2 separate regions of the Homo sapiens genome follow, and region 2 is linked to region 1. A link is a contact called in ENCODE Hi-C or POLR2A ChIA-PET data. All regions are on one chromosome and are shown on one strand. The core of a region is the stretch at or near the end of the contact, and the rest is flanking DNA. Distances in the headings are between cores, read along the strand shown.

Region 1 (3,958 bases), core at 1,162-3,661:
CCTTAAAAAGAGACATTCTGACACATGCTACGATATGGATGAGCCTTGACATAAGGCTAAGTGAAAGAAGCTGGATACAAAAAACACTGCATGATTCCACTTATATGAGATATCTAGAATGTCATTTTCATAGAAACCAGAAGTAGAATGATGGTTCCCAGGTACTGGGAGGATAGAGTAATGAAGAGCTATTGTTTAATGGGTACAGAGTTTCAGTTTGGGAAGTTGAAAAGGAAAAAGCTCTAGAGATGATGGATGGTGGTGACGGTTGTACAATCAGGTGATTGTATTTAGTGACGCTGAACTATGCACTTAGAAATCGTTAAAATGGCAAATTTTATGCTATGTATGTTTTTCCACAATAAAAATTAAAAGCTTTTTTAAAATTAAAAGCTTTAGAAGAATTAATTAAAATAAAAGTAATTAAAGCTATTTTAAAATTAAAGCTAAAATGAATTCTTCCTCAATCCCAATAACTATGTGCCAGAAGTGCTATTTCTGCTCTGATTATTCTACCTACTGTGAGTATCCATGTGTGACTTTTTGGCTAGTTCATAAAATAAACTTGAATGAGCATTAATTTTTTCTAATACTCTTCCTCTATCCACAAGCTACATTCTACACCCTGCAACTTGCAGACCACACGTGCTACAGATGAATCATTTTTCTGCTCCCTCTCCTAATTCCCTCTAGTATTGGTGTTTTATATACTACCTCCTGCTGCTCTAGGTCCAATCTCTGTGCAGTTTGATGTCTTGGTATTGGTAACTCTTGACCTGGGTAAGCAAAAAACACAGTGAAATTGATGTTTTGTCTTTGGAGATTACCCTGGGATAGGAGCATCTTTGGGTGGTCCATCCATCTTCATTCATTCCTGTTAAAAATGTTAACAAGTGTTTTCTGGCTTAGGACTTTAAAGAAGGAGAATTTTATTAATTTATCAGCTGAATCGGCATTTCAGCGGCTTATGAAGCATTTGCCATTGTTTGGGGTTACAGTGATGATAACATGAAACACTTAATGAAAAACTTTCACAAAACCTGGTCTCTTTCCAACAGCTTAGCTATGTGAGAAGAGCTTTTGTAACATGACAACTCTAAAAATAAAACCGTTTTCAAGTTAAAGCTGTCCTTCCAGTTGCTGTTTCAAACTTTATCCCAAGAACTGAGGTACCATTCAGTAAAAGGCAACTCAACAATAAGGCTAAGTACTTGTTTTATGTTTTCTCGTGATGAATTTATTTCTTGTCTTTGAGTTTACAATGACAGCTATAAAAGTGATTGTCAATAATATTAGTATAATTTAATTTCTAATAGAATGAGTTTTCTATGTATGTGTTAGAGCTACGATATTCTTTTTTTTTTTTTTTTTTTGGAGATGGAGTCTCACCCTGTCACCTCGGCTCAATGCAACCTCCACCTCCTGGGCTCAAATGGTTCCCCTTGCTCAGCCTCCCAAGTAGCTGGGATTACAGGCGCCCGCCACCACACCCATTTAATTTGTGTATTTTTAGTAGAGACAGAGTTTCACCATGTTGGCCAGGCTGGTCTCGAACTCCTGACCTCGTGATTTGCCTGCCTCAGCCTCCCAAAGTGTTGTGATTACAGGTGTGAGCCACCATGCCTGGCTGTAATCCTCTTGCCTCAGCCTCCCGAGTAGCTGGAATTACAGGTGTGTGCCACCACACCCAGCTAATTTTTGTATTTTTAGTGGAGACGGGGTTTCACCATGTTGGCCAGGATGGTCTCTCTCTCAACATGGTGATCTGCTTGCCTCAGCCTCCCAAAGTACTGGGATTACAGGCGTGAGCCACTGCACCTGGCTGATATTCTTAATAATATCAGAATTTGTTTTGTGCTCTATGATGATGATACTAGTGAACTGTATTCTCAGCAATATTTTGCAATGCCTCACACTATTAATACACTTATTTGTGTTTTTGGCTGGGTGCGGTGGCTCACATCTGTAATCTCAGCACTTTTGGAGTCTGAGACAGGTGGATCACTCAAGCTCAGGAGTTCGAGACCAGCCTGAGCAACATGGCGAAAGCCCATCTCTACTAAAAATACAAAAATTAGCCAAGTGCGGTGGTGCATGCCTCTAGTCCCAGCTACTTGGGAGGCTGAGGTGGGAGGATCACTTGAGCCTAGAGGTGAAGGCTGCAGTGAACCGAGATTGCGCCACTGCACTCCAGCCTGGGCGACAGAGCTGGACCCTGTCTCAGGAAAAAAAAAAACAAAAAATCAACTATGTGCCATGCACTGGGAAGACAAAAAGATAAAATCACTCCTGCATTTAAGAGGCTCACCTCTCTCAGAGGGAAAAAATAGAAACAATGAGAGGTAATGACTATGTACAATGGGAGTGAGACAGCAATCTCCAACCGGCCTGTGCACCGGGGTGGACCCTCGGCAAGTTCACGCCCTTCGCACTGGGGAGGAGCCCGGCCCCACCTCTTTCTGGGTGGAATCTAGGATTCAAATTGGCAGACAGGAAGGGCACCAGCAGGGACTCTGGCTTCGCAGAGGGTCCCTTTTCCTCCCTTTTTTCCTTTTCACCCAATAAAACCCTGCTTTACTCACCCTTCAAACCGTCTGCAAGCCTACATTTTCGTGGCCGTGGGACGGACAAGGACCCCGTGGTTGGCTGAACTAAGGGAAAGTCCTGTAACAGGAACAGGGAAGGAGGTCTGCTGAGGGTCCGGAGATCTTGCAGCTGAACTAAGGGAAAGTCCTGCAACAGGAGCATGGAGGGAGGTCTCTGCTGAGGGTCCGGAGATCTTGCACAAGAGGCAGGGCTTCAGGTCAGACTTGCAGGATGAGTAGGTGATGGGCAGGGGCGTGGGAGTGGGGAGGGGAGGAAGTGGAAACAGCCCGGATCCAGGAAAGAGGCAGAAGGCAAATGCCAGGAAAACGCACATCATTCCCTGGAGCTGGAGGGAGAAGACCAGCACACAAGAGCCGGAGAGTACAAATAGGAGACGAAACGTGTGCTGGATCCTGGTCACAAAGGAGCTGCTGTTCCCTTCGAAGGAGGGGACACTACCTTGAAAAGCTACAGAGGGATTTCAAGCAGAGAAGAGCTGCAACCTGATGTGTCAATCTGAAGAGCACTCTTTGTCATTTATGAGTAAGGAAACGTTGGAACTTTAAGAGACACAGAGCGACGTCTGCATACTTCCTTTTGTATGGCAACTTCCTGTATTAAGGGTGAGAAACCCTTAATACAGATTCTCATGATTATGTGTATTGTGAGGTGGTATTGGGGTTCTCAAAGGAGAGGGTTATTCCTGGTTGTTAGTTGTTTTTTAAATTTTTGTTTCTTTTAAAATTATTTGTTTTGGGGCCGGGCGCGGTGGCTCACGCCTGTAATCCCAGCACTTTGGGAGGCCGAGGCGGGCGGATCATGAGGTCAGGAGATCGAGACCATCCTGGCTAACACGGTGAAACCCCGTCTCTACTAAAAATACAAAAAATTAGCCGGGCGTGGTGGCGGGCGCCTGTAGTCCCAGCTACTCGGGAGGCTGAGGCAGGAGAATGGCGTGAACCCGGGAGGCGGAGCTTGCAGTGAGCCGAGATGGCGCCACTGCACTCCAGCCTGGGAGACAGAGCCAGACTCCGTCTCAAAAAAAAAAAAAATTTGTTTTGGTTTTTCTGTTTTTTGTTTGTTGCTGGTTTTTTAGAGGTGGGTCTCACTATGTTGCCCAGGCTGGTCTGGAATTCCTGGGCTCAAGCCATCCTCCCCACTCAGACTCCCGAGTAGCTGGGACCACAGGTGCACACCATTGCTCCTGGCTTTGGTGCTGCTTTTTATTAAGGGGATTTTCAAGTGTATACAAAATCAGACAAAACTGAATAATGTACGCTTATGTCCCCCTCACCACTCTCAACAACCAGCATCCTCTGGCCTTTACACTGGAAACTGTAAAGATAAAGTCTCCTCAGCATTGTTTAGAATT
Region 2 (4,410 bases), core at 1,501-4,000, 200 kb before region 1:
GTGCACAACAGGTCGATAAAGAGCAGAAGGTCCCAGTAGGGCCAGAACAGGCAAGGGCCATGGGTCAGTTCGACTGGTCAGGCCCACAGCATCCCTCCCCTTCCTCAGCCTCCAGCCCCCTCTTCTTTTATTATGAAAATGGTTTTGCAGCCCAGAATCTGACTGGAGGGAACTCTCCTTAGGCTCCCAGCATAGAGACAATCCTTCCAACTCTTGTCAGCAGAGCGGTGTTGGTGCCCAGTGCTGAGAAACCTCCACTCCAGCTTAGTCTGGAGCCTGCCAAAGGGACCCCCGACCCAGTGCCCTGCCCTGGCTGACTCTTCACCACTGTACCCTGCAGTAGATGCCTCGCTATGTGTTGGTTCAGATTAAACTCACTTCTTTACTCAGCAAGAGTAATTAGGGAAATTTTCCCATCTTATTATTCATGTATTTGGCATAAACAGCGATCTAGAGTTTTCCTTTGGACTCAGTGAACTCCTTTGCTTGGTTGACTTGCTTCAAAGGTAGAAGTCTTGCTAAAGGAATTTTGCTTCTAAGCAGTGTTCTTCAGGTGCAGAGGGATTCTGTTCTTGGCCTACAACAGGATTTCTTTTTCATAAACATATTTTGCATATAAGTTCTTAGTCACTTTTTTATTGAGACTTTTATCGGCTAAGGGGAGTGGGTTTGACTGTCAGATTTCTCTGGCCGAAATTGTCCTTGCTGGATACTAACTAACGCTGCAGTGTTTCTCCCCAAGAACTCCAGGCAGGCCTCCTGCTTTGCATGTGGCTTGTTCCAATTGGAGAGTGAGCAACAGAAGTACCAACCCCAGAGCCCAGCTGCAGGGACAGCGAAGCACCGTGCAGTGAATGGGACACACACTGAGCATACGTGAAAACCAGTTTGCTCACATTCTGCACCAGGCGACGTGTGCAGACACAGAAGGACTCTGGTTTTGGAGTCCCACACCCACTGATATTGCATTCCCCACCCTGCTGTGCTGCTGCCAGCGCCTGGGCCTCACCCGGGCCCAGCTGTCAGTGGGCCACACATTTGGGAGAAGTTCCAGGGCTGCTCCAGGCAGCCTCAGCCACCAGTTCCTGTTGCTGCTGTCTCCTATTGGCTACCGAATCTGGCCACCTCTCACCATGCTCCATTCCCACTCCTTAGGGCGGAGGCCACGTCTTGCCAGGACCATTGCACCAGCCTCTTAGTTGGCCCCCTTGCTGCCTATATTGGTCCCTGCTACTTTACCCATTCTGCAGCAAGCAAGATTTTTCTAAATCACAAGTCTTACCATGTGATTCTCCTGCTTCATTGTCCAGAGGCTTCCTATTGTTCCCTAGTCTGAACTGCTTAATGGAGTGAGAGGGGGGGGCTTCTCGAAATTGATTGTGCATCTAGTCACCTCAGAATTTTTTTGTTTTTTTTTTTCAGACAGGGTCTTGCTCTGTTGCCTAGGCTGGAGTATGTGGTATGATCACAGTTCACTGCAGCCTTGACCTCCCAGGCTTAAGGATTCTCCTGCCTCAGCCTCCCAAGTAGCTGGGTCCACAGGCGTGCACCACCAAACCTGGCTAATTTGTTGGTTTTTTTGTTTCTCACCACGTTGCCCAGGCTGGTCTCAAACTCCTGAGCTCAAGTGAGTCTCCAGCCTCAGCCCCCTAAAGTGCTAGGGTTACAGGCATGAGCCACCTTGCCCAGCCACCTGGGGATCTTAACATGAAGATTCTGATTCACTAAATCTGCAATTCTGCATTTCTAACAAGCTTCCTGGGAACACCAGTGCTGCCGGTCTTTGTGCTACACTTTGAGGAGTAGGGAACTGAAGGGCCCCTGCTTGCCTCCCTGGCCTCATTTCTTGACACTTCCCCAACTCTGTTCCAGCCATGCCTCAGTTATTCCAGCTCCCAAAGTGCATCCTGCTTTTGCTCACTGCAAAGCCTTTGGACAGGCTGGCCTCCCTCCCCAGAGCACTCTCACCCTGGCCTGGCTGCTCCTACAGGATTGGAGATGGCACTTTGCTTAGAAGCCTTCCCTGATTCTCTAAGCCCTGGAAACAAAGAGCATGTTTGTGGCCTGGGTGAGAATGATCTTTATGCTCAGTGATAAGGGGTGAGAGAGCTGGCCTATAAGGTGCAGGGCAGCAGCCAGAGGTTTCGTTCTACAGCAGGTTCTATGAAGAAAGTTGCTGCGTCACCTGGGAGGTGCCTCTGCCAGGTGCCATCTGCTGAGTCCATTCCTGCCTGAGCAGTAAGGGCTCCTGAGGTCAGGACACTGGCCAAACAAGGTCAGCCTCACAGCTGTGTGTATTCTCAGGTCAACCAAAAGTGCTGTCAGAGTGAGCAAGTTCATTACAGAGCTGTGAAAACCTTTTTAAGAAAGTTCTTTTCCAACCACAGCTTGAGGGAGAGTTACAGACACAAGACTCTGCTGTAGACATTTTACTTCTTATTTTTCTGTCCTTATTTCCTTAAAAAAAAAAACACCTTTTCTCTGGGATGTCCTTCCATTTTCTCTTTCTCAGGTTATGCACTCGGTTTTTTACATCTGTTTCAGTTATAAAATTACTGCTTATGCAGGTTGGAAGTCTGCCATTCCTTGGCTAAAGAAATCCTGAATTTTGCTAGCATGCTCCTGCCAGGATCCCAGCACCAGACTCTCCTGACCCTTTGGGGAGCTGAGAATGGAATCTGAAGCATGAGACATTGCATGGTCATGATGTACTGACCAGACCTGTTTAGCCATGTGATTGCAGCTTGGGTAGGAGCAGTGCCAGTTAGGTCTGGAAAAACTAAAACAACATTAGTTACACAGCAAATAAGTTTAGCAGCCGGGTAACAGCACCCAGGAAATGTTGAAAAGCATGTGACATAAGAAGAGATCTAATGTCGTTGTTTGCTACAAAAAATCTTTCTGCCCTCTAACTGTAAAAGGCGAGGAGTACTTCCTTTCTGGATTTTATTTCCTCTTTTTCTTAAAGGGAACATCCAAAAGAAATGATCCTCCTCTGCTCCCCCATGCCTGCCCTCCTGGGATGTGTTAAGTCTGTTTTGTAGTGTTATAGTTACAGAGGTTGAACAACGGGTCTGCTTAAAACAGATAACTTCATTAAACTGCCAAGTTGAGTGAGATATTCCTGTGTACTCAGTAATTAGTAACTGCTGTAGGAAGTTATATAAGAAAGTGGGAAAATTTGAGACATCAGTTCTTTTCCTCTCCGTCATAGAGAATCATACTCTGCCTTATGGGAAATTGACAGGAATGGACTGGATAAATTGTGGAAGAATATCATTTATGTGAAAGAGGAAAAGGGTTAAGCAAGGGCAACTAAAATGTCTAGCCTTATTCATCTTCTTGAACTGACTTTGAAGCAGTATTTACAACGTCTGAAAGTGAGGCGCTCTGTGCTCCAATGACATCGTCGAATCTCCAGGCCCTTTCTTCATCTGCCCCCTGGTGGACCCAGTGCTGAAAAGAAAATTCAACAGAAAAGCTCCCTGGAGAAAAGCTTGAGTCCAATAAGAAATGGCACCCCTTCTGTGTATCGAGGGGCCTCTACATTCTTCTCTTATCTTCATGAGAATCCTGTAAGATACCAAATAATATTCTCACTTAAAATCAAGCTAATGAGGCCAGGCGCGGTGGCGGACACCTGTCATCCCAGCACTTTGGGAGGCCAGGGTGGGTGGTTCTCGAGCCCAGGAGTTTGAGACCAGCCTGGACAACACGGCAAAACCCTCTCTGTGAAAAATACAAAAATTAGCCAGGCCTGGTGGCATGTGCCTGTAATCCCAGCTACTCGGGAGACTGAGGCAGGAGGATCGCTTGAGCCCAGGAATTTGAGACTGTAGTGAGCTATGAAGTCATCACAGCACTCCAGCCTGAACAACAGAGACCTTGTCTCAGTCCAATCAATCAATCAAAATCAAACTAACAATTCCAAAACATGGAATTCATATATACATCAACCTCCATCACAGGGAAGATATAGTTCCACATGGAAGTGTCCAGGCCCAAGCACTCAGTTTATCCCAAGCCTCCCTAAAGTTTTGTCATTATTTTCTATAGTTGGTATAATCAAAGCAATAGTTTTTTTTTTCCATTTCCCAAATATGAAAGCATATAACTTAAGGACCCACCACCTAGGTGTCCTCCAGTGTCCTGAAGCCTCTGGTCCTCTGGTGTCCCTGACGTTCCTTGCAGTTGCTCACATTGCTCCAGGTCACCTTTAGGACTCCTGACCCCGCTGCCTCCACTCCTGCGTTTTCAGCCCATCCCTTCCAACAAGCATGCTTCACCCCACCCTGAACACTATCTCGTTAATGGCAGCGAATCCACACAGGTCTGCAGCAACCTCAGTTCTTGCTTCCTCAGAGGAAAGAATTTGACCAAGGGGCATAAGGCAGAGCGAGAGACAGAGGC

The links. A loop is a pair of places that touch in the nucleus more often than their neighbours do. ChIA-PET counts read pairs that join two places held with the same protein, here RNA polymerase II (POLR2A). Pooled maps may share reads with other maps.
Region 2: a map of HepG2 shows a loop between it and region 1 (2.8-fold over the local background). The contact joins two enhancer-like sites. A Hi-C loop is called at or near these places in 1 of 168 maps with a recorded cell type or tissue (HepG2) and 2 of 50 pooled maps. POLR2A ChIA-PET finds 5 or more read pairs at or near these places in 3 of 52 experiments (HEK293T, Panc1 and endothelial cell of umbilical vein).

Annotation. Positions count from the first base shown.
Region 1 is chr4:184,547,709-184,551,666 of GRCh38, reverse strand. No RefSeq gene overlaps it. Among named protein-coding and RNA genes, the nearest start is that of LINC02427, 12 kb to the right of the region's middle. Within about 2 kb of position 2,411, at least 3 of the 41 ENCODE cell types and tissues checked have a DNase peak (open chromatin) inside an H3K27ac peak, as active enhancers do.
Region 2 is chr4:184,744,976-184,749,385 of GRCh38, reverse strand. No RefSeq gene overlaps it. Among named protein-coding and RNA genes, the nearest start is that of CENPU, 13 kb to the right of the region's middle. RefSeq lists an enhancer at 1,542-2,043. Within about 2 kb of position 2,750, at least 30 of the 41 ENCODE cell types and tissues checked have a DNase peak (open chromatin) inside an H3K27ac peak, as active enhancers do.